Linked DNA regions of Homo sapiens: region 1 is linked to region 2. A link is an interaction called in ENCODE POLR2A ChIA-PET data of the cell type or tissue named here. Cell type or tissue: OCI-LY7. All regions are shown on one strand. Links, peaks and the distances in the headings refer to the core of each region. The heading gives the core; the rest is flanking DNA.

Region 1 (8,203 bases), core at 2,992-5,491, 330 kb before region 2:
GAGCAAGTCTCATGAGCAGCGTGAGGTCAGAGATGATCAGGTCCATGCACATTTGTGTCTTTCCACAATGTCTGACTTTCTTGAAGTAATCTCAATCACAAAAGCCACGAGCTGCACGGAGTTCCTAAGGAGGCAGTTTGCCTCAGTGCTTCCCATTTGCTCGATAGTCAGAGCTGCAGTCACACAGGCTCAAGCCACTCCACAAGTCAGTCAATGTGGCAGATCATACATAATAGTATACTTAAAATATAAATGTTATAGATTAAACATGCCACAACAAAGTAATATTGAACATCAAAAGAAGAAGGATAGGAAGAAAGGGTTAATGAATCAATTCAGGGAGAGCGACTAAGGCAAAAAGAATCTCCTGGTCTGCGCCAGGCAGTCCGAGAGCCTTCAGTGGCAGATGCCAGGTGATTATCATGATTAACAGCAAGATGGTGTAGTTAAGACGGCCATTTCAAGCTGCGCAAGTCCTGTTCTTTTTATAGCCACAGTCCTCTAGTGAGGACTGAGAGTGGAAAAGTGTGCTTGTTGATGTCCTCATCTGGTTGGATGCAGTCTTTATTTATTAAGCAAACATCTTGTCCCTGTTCGCAAAGTGCCCTATGAAATATAAGATGGAGTCTCTAAGATGGAGTTACTTATGTCAAGGGGCTTGACACAGCAAAAGAACAGATTTTTATATATTAAGAGTCTAATATTTACATTTTTAGATAGTGGTGTGGCAGAGTGTAGGTGAAAAACACCTTTTTTTTTTTTTGAGACGGAGTCTCGCTCTGTCACCCAGGCTGGAGTGCAGTGGCGCAATCGGCTCACTGCAACCTCCGCCTCCCAGGTTCAAGCAATTTTCCTGCCTCAGCCTCCTGACTGGCTGGGATTACTGGCGCCTGCCACCACGCCCAGCTAATTTTTTTTTGTATTTTTATTAGAGATGGGGTTTCACCATAGTGGCCAGGCTGCTCTTGAACTCTTGACCTCGTGATCCGCCCGCCTCAGCCTTCCAAAGTGCTGGCATTACAGGTGGCAGCCACCGCACCCAGCCAGAAAAACACCTTTTAAGATGAGAATGCAAGAAATGAAAATGTTATGTCCACACAAAAATATGTACAGAAATGTTCATACCAGCACTATTCATAATAGCCAAAAAGTAGAAACAATCCAAATGTCCATCAAATGATAAACGGATAAATAAAACATAGTAAATCCATAAAATGGAATATTATTTGGCAATTAAAAAAATGAAGCACTCATAGATGCTACAATATGTAAGAATCTTGAAAATATTATGCTAAGTGAAAGAAGCCAGTCACAAAAGACCACATACTATATTATTCCATTTAAATGAAACATGCAGAGTAGGCAAATCTTAGATTCATGATGGCCTAGGGCTGGGGACTAGGTTAAGAAAGAAATGGAGAGTGGCTGCTGATAGGTACAGGTTTCCCTTTGGGGTGATGAAAATGCTCCAAAATTGATTGTGGTGATGGTTGCGCAATTCTGTGAATATACAAAAAAAATTTACTCGTACACTTTAAATGGGTGGTTTTTACGGTATGTGAATTATATCTCAATAAAGCTCTTATTTTAAAAAAGAGAGAGAAGAAAAAAGGAAGAAGGAAGAAAAAAAAAGGAGGAGGATGAGGGCAAGGACAAGAAGAAGAGAGAGGAGGAGGAGGAAGAAAAATGAGGAGGAGGAGAAAGGGACGAGGAGGAAAGCTGGGCATGGTGATGTGTGCCTGTAGTCCCAGTTACTCAGGAGGCAGAGGCCACCCTGGGCAACATAATGATATGCCGTCTCTAAAATAAATAAACAATGAAGAAGGCAGTGTGAACGACCAACTGTGTCAAACACCGCTGAGAGGTCATGTAAGACAAGGACTAAGAATGGACCATTGGATTTTTTTGTGGGGTAAAATATACACAAAACTTACCATTTAGCCATTTTTAGGTGTACAGTTCAGTAGCATTAAATACATTCACACTGTTGTGCAACCATCACCACCAACCATCTCCAGAAGTTCTCACCTTTCCCAATAAAAAGTGCAGTGGCGCAATCTTGGCTCACTGCAACCTCCACCTCCTGGGTTCAAGCGATTCTCCCACCTCAGCCTCACGAGTAGCTGGGATTACACGCACATGCCACCACACCCAGCTAATTTTTGTATTTTTAGTAGAAATGGGGTTTCACCACGTTGGCCAGGCTGATCTCAAACTCCTGACCTCAGGTGTTCCACCCGCCTTGGCCTCCCAAAGTGCTGGGTTTACAGGCGTGAGCCACTGCACCCAGCCCGATATATCTATTTTCTATGTCTACAAATATAACAGTCTCAAAGCATACTCAAATACGGGGGGAATTAGGCAGGAGGGTTTGACAGAGGAGTAAAGAAATTTGAGCTAAAAGACCAAGAATGAGTTTGTATCTGTCTGCTAGTGGTCTGTTTCCTGAAGCCCGTAACTCAGGAACTCCTGAAAGTATAAACTGGTTTGGTTTTTTGTTTTTAGTTGTTATTGTTGTTGTTTTCAGACAAGGTCTCACTCTGTTGCCCAGACTGGAGTGCAGTGGTGCAATCACGACTCACTGCAGCCTCAACCTCCTGGGCTCAAGAGATCCTCCCGCCTCAGCCTCCCTAGTAACTGGGACTACAGGCATGCGTTACCATACTCGGCTAATTTTTGTATTTTTTGTACAGACAGGGCTTCGCCATGTTGCCCCGGCTGGTCTCAAACTCCTGAGTTCAAGTGATCCTCCTGCCTTGGCTTCCCAAAGTGCTGGGTTTACAGGCATATGAGCCACCACACCCGGCACAAACTGGTTTTGAATATGAACGGAATAAAGATTTTCAAGGAAAACAAATTTTCATTTAGTATTCAGAACTCATCTTTAAAGTCTTCCATGTGATTTTCAACCATGATAGGCAAATATGGGCTTTAAAAAGAAGGAAGAGGAAAGTGACCAGTGGTTCTGAGCCCTTGTTTTAAAAAGTCAATCACAGGTAAGTGAGCAAATGGACAAGAGATTTAAGTAATTTTCAAAGTTGGGGCATTTGCTATTTTATCAGTGTCTCAGAAGGCTGTCCAAAGGCTATAGATTTAAACAAATAACATGGAGTCCTCGAGATACTGGCATTTCCATTTTTAAGGGTAAACATCTGAAAATGATGATGTTCAAATTAAGAGTCTGGTAGCAGTTTACAGTTACATATGGAGTCGAAAGAAAGAAAATACCATCTCTGTTCTTACGTACAGATTATTTATTGTAAAAATGTAAGCAATTACAAATTGATCTGTTGTGAAATCAGTGCTGAATTAACATTAATGTAACTCCAGTGAAAAAAATGAATTTGATCAATTATTATCAGGAATAAACATTAAGCCATGACGGTGCTCAAGTTATCTTCTGATGACACTGCTGTATTAAATGTACTTTTCCTATGAGAACCTTAGAAAAATAAAAATTTCTGAGTAGATCATCTTTATCTTTTCTTTTTATATATTTATAGCCATATTTTAATATAATAGGCCATGAGGTGATATGTAAACATACATAATTTCAACAAATTTTGTCAAATAAAATCATATTTCTAGCTAGAAACTTGCCTTCTAATCATTTTAAATGAATAATCCAATCATCCGTCAAAACAAATTTTTTTTTTAAATGACTGTTAAATCCTAACCTTCATTTTCCCCTGGGGAAATAGCATTAAAATTGTTACACAATCTGCTATAGAAAGTGGGATTCTCTATTTTGAAGCCACTAGCTTGCATTTGCACATCTAGCACAGGAGAATCTTCATCCAGTGATGAGCGGGTTACACGGATGAACGCTAAGCTTCGCTGCACAGGTGCAGGGCCCCGGCCTCACAGATTTGCCTTCTCCCTTGCCGCCAAGTGAGATCCGGACTGCACAAAGGTGTGAATCGCATTCTGTTTTAAAAGAACAAGATGAGCAGGTTAATCACCTCATGGGCAGCAACGTGATATTTACTCAGTTTTAATATGTATGCAAATGAAAATAATAATTCAGAATTCATTCACTTTAACTGTCTTAAATTGCCCAGCGCTAAAATGAAGAGTATGTGTTTTGCCAGTGAATTCTTTATCTCTCAAATGAATTTCTGCACAGCTGCCTAAGAAATCTAACAGTGGCAGGTAATGGCCCCTGCAGACTGTAATGCTAAGTGGTAACTAAGTCATGCCTACTCCAACCCAGCACACACAGCCTCTGCATGGCCAGGCTGCTCCCAGCTTACCTTAGGCTTCTCAGCATTGTACTTGTCCAGAAGAGCCTGGATGTGGCTCCCGTAGTCAGGGTGGACCTCAGTGAAGTTCTTGACCTAAGGCCAAAGGAAAATAAATGCAAGCATTACTCTAACTCCCTACTATATCACTCCCCAGGGACTGTGGTTTCCCAGTGTTTATTCCATAGGGGAGGAAAGACGTTTCAGCAGGAGGCAGTACTACAGGTGTTTAACAATGCCAGCCTCAGAGTTAAGATGCAGGTCCAGTGAACACTCTGACATATACTGGCTGAGCAACCTCGGATAGGTCACTTAACTTACTGAGCTTATGTCCCTCTGCCGAAATGCGCAAGAAAATGACACCTAATCAGTATAATTTTAAAAATACTATTTGGTCTTTGTCCCCCATTCCTGACACAGATCTAAAACCCTTCGAATGTACTGTCTTTTATATACTACTAAGATGATTCATGGGGGCCTACATAGATTCCTGATGGAGGCTCACACCAGGAAGAACAAGCACGCGATCAGAAGGTTAGAACTTCTAGCCCCACCCCCAAACCTCCAGGGATGGGAGAGGGGCTGGAGATTGTATTCAATCACCCATAGCCAATAATTTCATCAATCATGCCTATGTCATAAAACCTCCAGAAAAACCCACAACTGGCAAGGTCAGGGAGTGTCTGGATTAGTGCACACATCCAGGAGCTAGAAGGGTGGTCCACTCAGGGAGGCACAGAAGCTCCGAGGCCTTCCCCCATGCCCCTCTTCCATTTGTCTATTCCTGAGTTGTATTCTTTATAATAAATTGGTAATCATAAGTAAATCATTTTCCTGAGTTCTATGAGTCTTTCCAGCAAATTATCAAACCTGAGGAAAGGGTTTGATTTGCAGTCAGAATCTGCAGAAGTGTGCATAGCCAGGGTACCTCATTTGTTATCTAAAGTGGGAAATGACCCCTAAATCTTTGGGTTCTGACTCTAGCTCCAGGAGCTACTGTTAGAATTGAATTGAGTTATAGGACACACAGTTACTGTCAAAGAATTACAGAATTGCTTATTGTCGGGGAAAAAAACCCATACAACCTAGGCCAGGCGCAGTGGCTCACGCCCGAAATCCCAGCACTTTGGGAGGCCAAGATGGGTGGATCACCTGAGGTCAGTAGTTCAAGACCAGCCTGGTTAACATGGCAAAACCCCATCTCTACTAAAAACACAAAAATTAGTCGGGCATGGTGGGGCATGCCTGTAGTCCAAGCTACTGGGGAGGCTGAGGCAGGAAAATCTCTTGAACCCAGGAGGCAGAGGTTGCAGTGAGCCGAGATCATGCCACTGCAGTCCAGCCTGGGTGACAGAACAAGACTCCATCTTAAAAAAAAAAAACCCACACAACCTACCTCACAGGATGCTGTGAGAAAAATGCTGAGAAGTGAGGTGCATTTACTGCATGAAAAGAGCTGACCTCAGAGTAAGCGCTTAACAAATTACAGTGATTTACATTGAGAAACGGGCCCAGACACAGCCTAAAGTTAATGTGAAGGATACAAGAACACTGGTACATGCAGCACAACTCCACACACTTCAGGCAGGAATTCCCCAGTGGACAGCAAGAGGAGGCAGGGCATTGGGAACCCATAAAAGCCTTACAGTTTCAGCATATGTGAAAGGAGAATGCCAAGGGTTCCAGCCCAGTTCTGCTATTTACAAGCTGTCGTATCCATTCTCTCCAGTAAAAGGAGATAAATCCTGCCCTGCCTACCACACAGAGCGCCTGTCAAGCTCTCTGCTGATACTGGAACCCAGGCTCTGGGACACAGCCCAGACAGCTGCTAGCCCAGCTGCCCCTAGGAACTGAGAAGCAGCAACTAGGGGCCAAGGAAAAAGGGGGATTTCTAGATTTGCAAAAAGCTTAGCTCTGGGACAGGCCAGGAAACCAGAAGTGAGAGGGCTTCACTCAGCTCGATGAGCGGCCATCAGAAATACCCCAGCACCTTAGCATGAAAGTCTAGCCTGCCTTTTGGAAGCATTGCAGTTCTTATTCCAGAAATCATGCAAATTTCTAGTCTGCATCTGAAGGAGGATCGAGGTATTATGACATTAAGCCTTTAGGCAGGTTTTAAACCATAAAAATGCAAAAAAGAAAGACAGACTGATTGACTGATTGACTGATTTTAGAGACAGGGTCTCCCTATGTTGTCCAGGCTGGCCCTGTATTCCTGGGCTCAAGCGATCCTCCCATCTCAACCTCCTAAGTAGCTAGGACTACAGGTGCATGCCATCACACCGGCTGATATATTTATTATCATCCAAAGTTTAAGTAGAATTGCAGCAGGACTCACATTTTGATATTGCACATTTACTATCTTGCACAGAACTTGGCTGCAGCTGAATTAAACAGAATAGGACAAAATTCAGTCTGAACACAACTAAATTAGTACACACTGGACAAACAGCTAAGGACGATGGATATGCCAGACCAGATAAAACATGGAAAGAAAATAATCAGAAGTTGGTTGGGGATTACTAGTTTATTTTTTTTTTTTTAAGTTCTCTTAAGTCAAGTAAAACAGAAATGGCACTTTCTTTTTAGGGTTCTCCCACACAGCTGCACTGTCTTCCTTAGCCAGCAGAGGACACCCTTCAGCTTACAAAGACTCACCGCTTTCTTCTGGATGAAAATTTGTGCATCCTTCAGGTGGCCGGCAATGTTCTCACACAGACGTTTCCTCTGTTCCTCATTCAGCACGTTCACATAGAATGCCCGCACCTGCTCAGAGAAAAGAGCAAGTGCAGAGAATTGAATCACCAGTTTATCACCAACAAAATTCACCTACTACAACACTTAGGAAATCAATGATAAAAAAAACTTTAGAAGTTAAGAATAATTTTAAATTTTAAATTTGGGTTGTGTCCTTCACTTTTTGTTTTAAGCAAAATAAGTAAAATTCATTTGTTAATAGCTCATACCTGCTTTCTAATAATATCCTTTATAGTAACTGCTATAAATCTCTTATAAATAGATCTACAATTTAAAACCTCACCACATTCTTAATACTGACAAGTCTAAAATGTGCAAGCTGCCTTTGAATGTAAACTTAGCACAATACCTTTGTTCAATTCTCCCAGAACCATGGAGGAAAATTAACTAATTTAGCTAGAGATATAATTTGATATATAGATAATTATATCTATATATAGACATCTAAAAAACTACCTCATTTATACATGTGTATCTGTAGTTATTCAGAAGCCAATATTTCTTAAGCAAGACATATTAATAGTGATATTTTGCTAGATTATTGGGTTGACCTCTAAAATAAATATCCATAAATTAAAATGAAAAATAGGAGCTTAGTATCAGATATGTGAATCCGAGCAGCCTCTGCCCCATTCTGAAATCAAAAGGTTGTAGCTATGATTTTATTCTTACATTTCATTCATTCATTCCACTCATTCAACAAATATTGAGTATCTATAATGTGCGAGACTCTGTTCTACGTGCTGTTCTATTAATGTTTATGAAGTCCAATAATATCCAATTATCCAAAGTATCAACTTCATAAAATATTAAGAGATGCATCATTTCCATAAGTCATCAAATATCAGGCTATAATTATGTTTTTAAATTTTTGAGTAAAGTTTAAACCTGATACCAAAGTTAATCAGACATTTTCGATTAACACAATCTAATCAAAGTACTATATCCTGGGGATTTCCTCAGACCTATCTCCAATTCACTAATTCTCTCTTCAGCTGTATTTGACATATTGCGTGAAAACATCGACTGGGTCACTATATCTGTTGACTTTTTATTTCACAGATTGTAATTTTTGTTTCTAGAAAATATTATTTGGTTATTTTTCAAATCTACCTGTTTTTCTCCTCATATCCTATTGTCTTAATAATATTCCTTTTTTGCATCTCTTTAAATATGTATGTTTATTTTAAAGCCTCTTTCCAATT
Region 2 (3,663 bases), core at 524-3,023:
CATCCAGCTCTGACCATTTGAGCATGTGACTCTGCTTCTGGCCACGGTCTAAGAAAACCCTCTTTGAAAGGCAGGTTCAGGCACCCACCTGAGAAAATAAATAAAAATTATTTTCATGCCCCCTCCCTGCCTCCAGCAAAATTTCCTACAGACCTAACAGAGGTCTGTGGCCAGGAAACTTCAGTCCCAAGAAACGAAAGACCCCTAGGCTCATGTCCTGACAGCCTCGGTGACAAGCCTCAGCAGCCCTAGGGTCGCATACAGAACCTGCTCTTCTCCCTGTGGGGACGAGTCCTAGGAGCTGTATATGAAATACCCTTAGGCTGAGAAGTTACCGTTTCCTTCCCTGTCCTTCTCTGAACCTAGACAACATATCGGGGCTGCAGACTCATTAGCCTGGATACCATTAAACAAACATACCAAAGTATGTGTAAAGCCACCAGGTTACCTCTGTTCCCAACAAATGGAAGGGACCAAGTGACCTGGAAGGAGCTGGGAAGGAAATGAGGCAGTTCTAGCTGGCTTCCAGCCACCACACCAAGCCCCTCGAGGTGACCATAGCCACCTGCCACTTCTCCCGCAGACTCCTGGGCTGGGAAGCCCTAGACACACTGCTCACCTTTGACCTTGATACCAACACCTTCCAAATTCCACCAGGCAGCCAAGACCCACCAGAAGAAACGTCCAGGTGCGTGGATTTCAGAACACTCACAGGCAGCTGATCTTTCTAGAATGTTATTTATTAAAAATAGATTCTCTATCCTTCCCCTCACCCCTGCGAGCAAAGTGGCCTTTCCCAACATCTTTTCCCAAATGGATGAAACAGGTCTTGAGGACGCAGATGTGGCATTCTACATAAACTACAGGATCAGGCTTTTCTGGGACAGTGGGTCTGCTGGAGCCAAGAGTGGAACAGCACAAGACAACATCAGCAAACCCTGGCGCACCTAACCGCGGGCTGCCATGGATGCCGGGACGGACTGGAGTTCCTCCTGCTCCAGGTACAAGTCCACAAAGAGAGACCCAGCGGCCCAGCAGCAGCCTCCTGGGCACCACCAGAAAGCGATGTACTTAAGGGCCTCAGGCGGTCGAGAGGCAACGTGGCTTCCACATGTGTGGGAATGAGACTAAAAAGCTGGCTCAAAGCAAAATATGAACTTATAGGAAAGGAGGGCCCTGGACTGGGCAGGAAGAGAGAGACTCGTGGCAATTCTAGAGATGGCAGTGCCCAGCCATCAAGTTCTAAAGAGACCCATTTGGGAGTGACTCTGCCTTTAGCCAGGTTGAGCTCACAGACACACAGGCCCAGAGGCCGAATTCGCGGCCAGCTTCCAGGTGTGCCGGGGCCTCTCGTTGCTTTTAACAGTCCAGCCAGAGAGGGTTCAGTTAGTGAGAGTATCTTCCCATGATCAAACACAGATGCCCGAGTTTCTCTTCACTATTTCTTCCGCTTCAGTTTCATATCTTTTTTGTTCTTTGTCTCTCTGTTCTTCAACTTCTTGCTCTGTTTGGGTTCTTGTTTGGCCTCTAACTTCCTTTTCTTGTCACTAGAGAAAAATCAAAAATAGAAAGAATGAAATATGTACAGATCTGAACATCTGAGACTGCTTTAAGCTTGCTTTGCTTTGTCAAAAAGGGTTTCCACCGTCTGAAACTTGATGTAGGCCACCCAATTGGACATTAATGTTCTCTGCAAACCTATTAGGGGGCAGGCATTGTGCTGGGGCTGGGGACACACCATACAGACCAGCTCCTGCCCTGAGCCAGCTCTTAGTCTGTGGAAGAACAAATCTCGATCTTAACACCTGAAATCCGGGTTCTCCTCAGGGTGCAGTACACTCTGCTCCCCTCTCCCAAGACAGACCTAAGGCACCACAAGGATTCCCCACCACCACTCTCACCACTGCAGTGACTCTGGAAACTAGACATATTCATCCCAATGACCCTGAAGACAGTCCTTAATACAAGGCATGAGACTCCAAGGAAAACCCTGCCATACTTTCTGATGTGCTACTATTATTTTATTTTTCCTATATGAGAAGAAGAAAACCCAAACAACAGTAACTCAGGTGACACCCTGCGACCAGCCCCTGGATTCTTCATTGATATCCTGGCATAGGAATCACTCAGCAAACGGCCACCTGCCATTAAGAAACTTACAGGTTAAATTTTGCTCTGGGAACAAATACTTCCCTATAAGGAGACCGTGAAGAGTTCAGTCCAGAGACCATTAACATCATATGAATGAAGTACCTCTCAAAGGAAGAAAAAGAAAGGCCTCAGAGGACTTAATGATAGCTACCAGTATTTTTAGCTCACAAAGTTCAAGCTTTCACATTTACTCAGAGCCATCAAGCACATGAACAACCACACAACACTGGTTTGTTGGGCTCGAGAGGCTTCTCACTACCAGCAATGGCCAAACAAATGGCAGGAAAGGCCAAGCTCTGCAGAGTGAGGAGCTGAGGCCGTCTCCACAGCAAGCATGCTCCCCGGCCTTTTGTTCCAGTCAAAGCCACCGTGCTCAAGGCCAAAGCCATCATGGGCCCTGTGCTACATTTGCCATACTGTACAAAACAGAGACAGGTCACACTGACAGTGGGCTTCTGTGCTGCACCACAAAGCATCTGGGAAATGAGGCCGGCATCGATGCTGGATCCTTCAAGATGCCACAGTGACTAACGGAGACTCTGGAAGACAGTACCTGATTTCTGGGATCTATAGTTCCTAGAGACACAAGGTTTCCTCTTCCCGAATGTTTCCAAAATATAAGCTTTTAAGGAAACCAATAAATAGGGGATTGCCAAAATCTCACCCTCCCCATCAACCCCCAAATCAGCTGTGAAAGCCTCAATTCCAGTGGCTCTGGGCAGGGGAGGCCTCATTGTACTCCCAGGGAAAACTGATGAAGGTTCCAGCCTAAGTTATTTACAAATGCACCACTCTGCAGATAAGAAGCTTGGAGTGAAGATTTTCAAAGAGTGGTCTAGGGACTGCTGGGGTCCCTAAGACCCTTTCAGGTGTCCACAAGGTCAAAATGTATTTGGATTAGTATGAAAACAGTTATTTGCCTTTTTTCATTTTCATTCTCTCACAAATATTCAGTTTTCCAGAGAGTATAAGATATGACAGCAAAATAGTGTCAGTGAAGACACAGACATTAGTATCCGGCTGCCTTCTGTTAAGCCAGATATTGAAGAGATTTGCAAAAATGTAAATGTAAAACAATGCCACTCTTCTCACCAAAATTTTTATGAAAAAGAGTATTTTTCAAAACGACTGAGTCCGTTATTACTGTGAACAAATGAATTTTTTTTAAATTTCTCAGTTTTTCATTTATTTTCTTTTTAAAATTTTTTTGCAGAGACAGGGTCTGCTATGTTGCGCAGGTTGGTCTTGAACACCTGGGCTCAAGCGATCCTCCTACCTCGGCCTCCCAAAGTGCTGAGATTACAGGCGTGAGCCACTGCACCTGGCCAGTTTTTCATTTCTAATATGGGAAATTTCCATAGATATAACCAACAAAAGTCCTTTGGGGACCTTAATTGTTAAGAGATAAAGGAACTCAAAGACCCAAAACCTTGAGAACTGCTGGCTCAAAGGAAGGACAACGTAACAGTTAAACCTATGGCCTTGCAGTGGAGAAACCTGGACTTGATTCTG

What was found. Peaks named below come from ENCODE experiments on the same cell type or tissue, not always from the same donor. Only the 100,000 strongest peaks of a DNase experiment are listed, where the experiment ranks them.
Region 1: POLR2A ChIA-PET joins it to region 2 with 14 read pairs; 3 of 35 experiments call an interaction of 5 or more read pairs at or near these places.

What each region holds. Positions count from the first base shown.
Region 1 is chr11:34,467,092-34,475,294 of GRCh38, reverse strand. It overlaps CAT (catalase), which reads right to left. Exons shown (of 13, transcript NM_001752.4): 11 at 6,900-7,007; 12 at 4,254-4,337; 13 at 3,235-3,927. The coding sequence ends at 3,862. Among named protein-coding and RNA genes, the nearest start is that of CAT, 32 kb to the right of the region's middle. In OCI-LY7, for the core only: no CTCF peak of the experiment used is centred there; no DNase peak of the experiment used is centred there.
Region 2 is chr11:34,143,968-34,147,630 of GRCh38, reverse strand. It overlaps NAT10 (N-acetyltransferase 10), which reads right to left. Exons shown (of 29, transcript NM_024662.3): 29 at 723-1,547. The coding sequence ends at 1,439. Among named protein-coding and RNA genes, the nearest start is that of NAT10, 40 kb to the right of the region's middle. RefSeq lists enhancers at 2,021-2,190, 2,421-2,660. In OCI-LY7, for the core only: no CTCF peak of the experiment used is centred there; a DNase peak (open chromatin) is centred at 1,480; H3K4me3 peaks cover 1,227 bases; H3K27ac peaks cover 2,500 bases.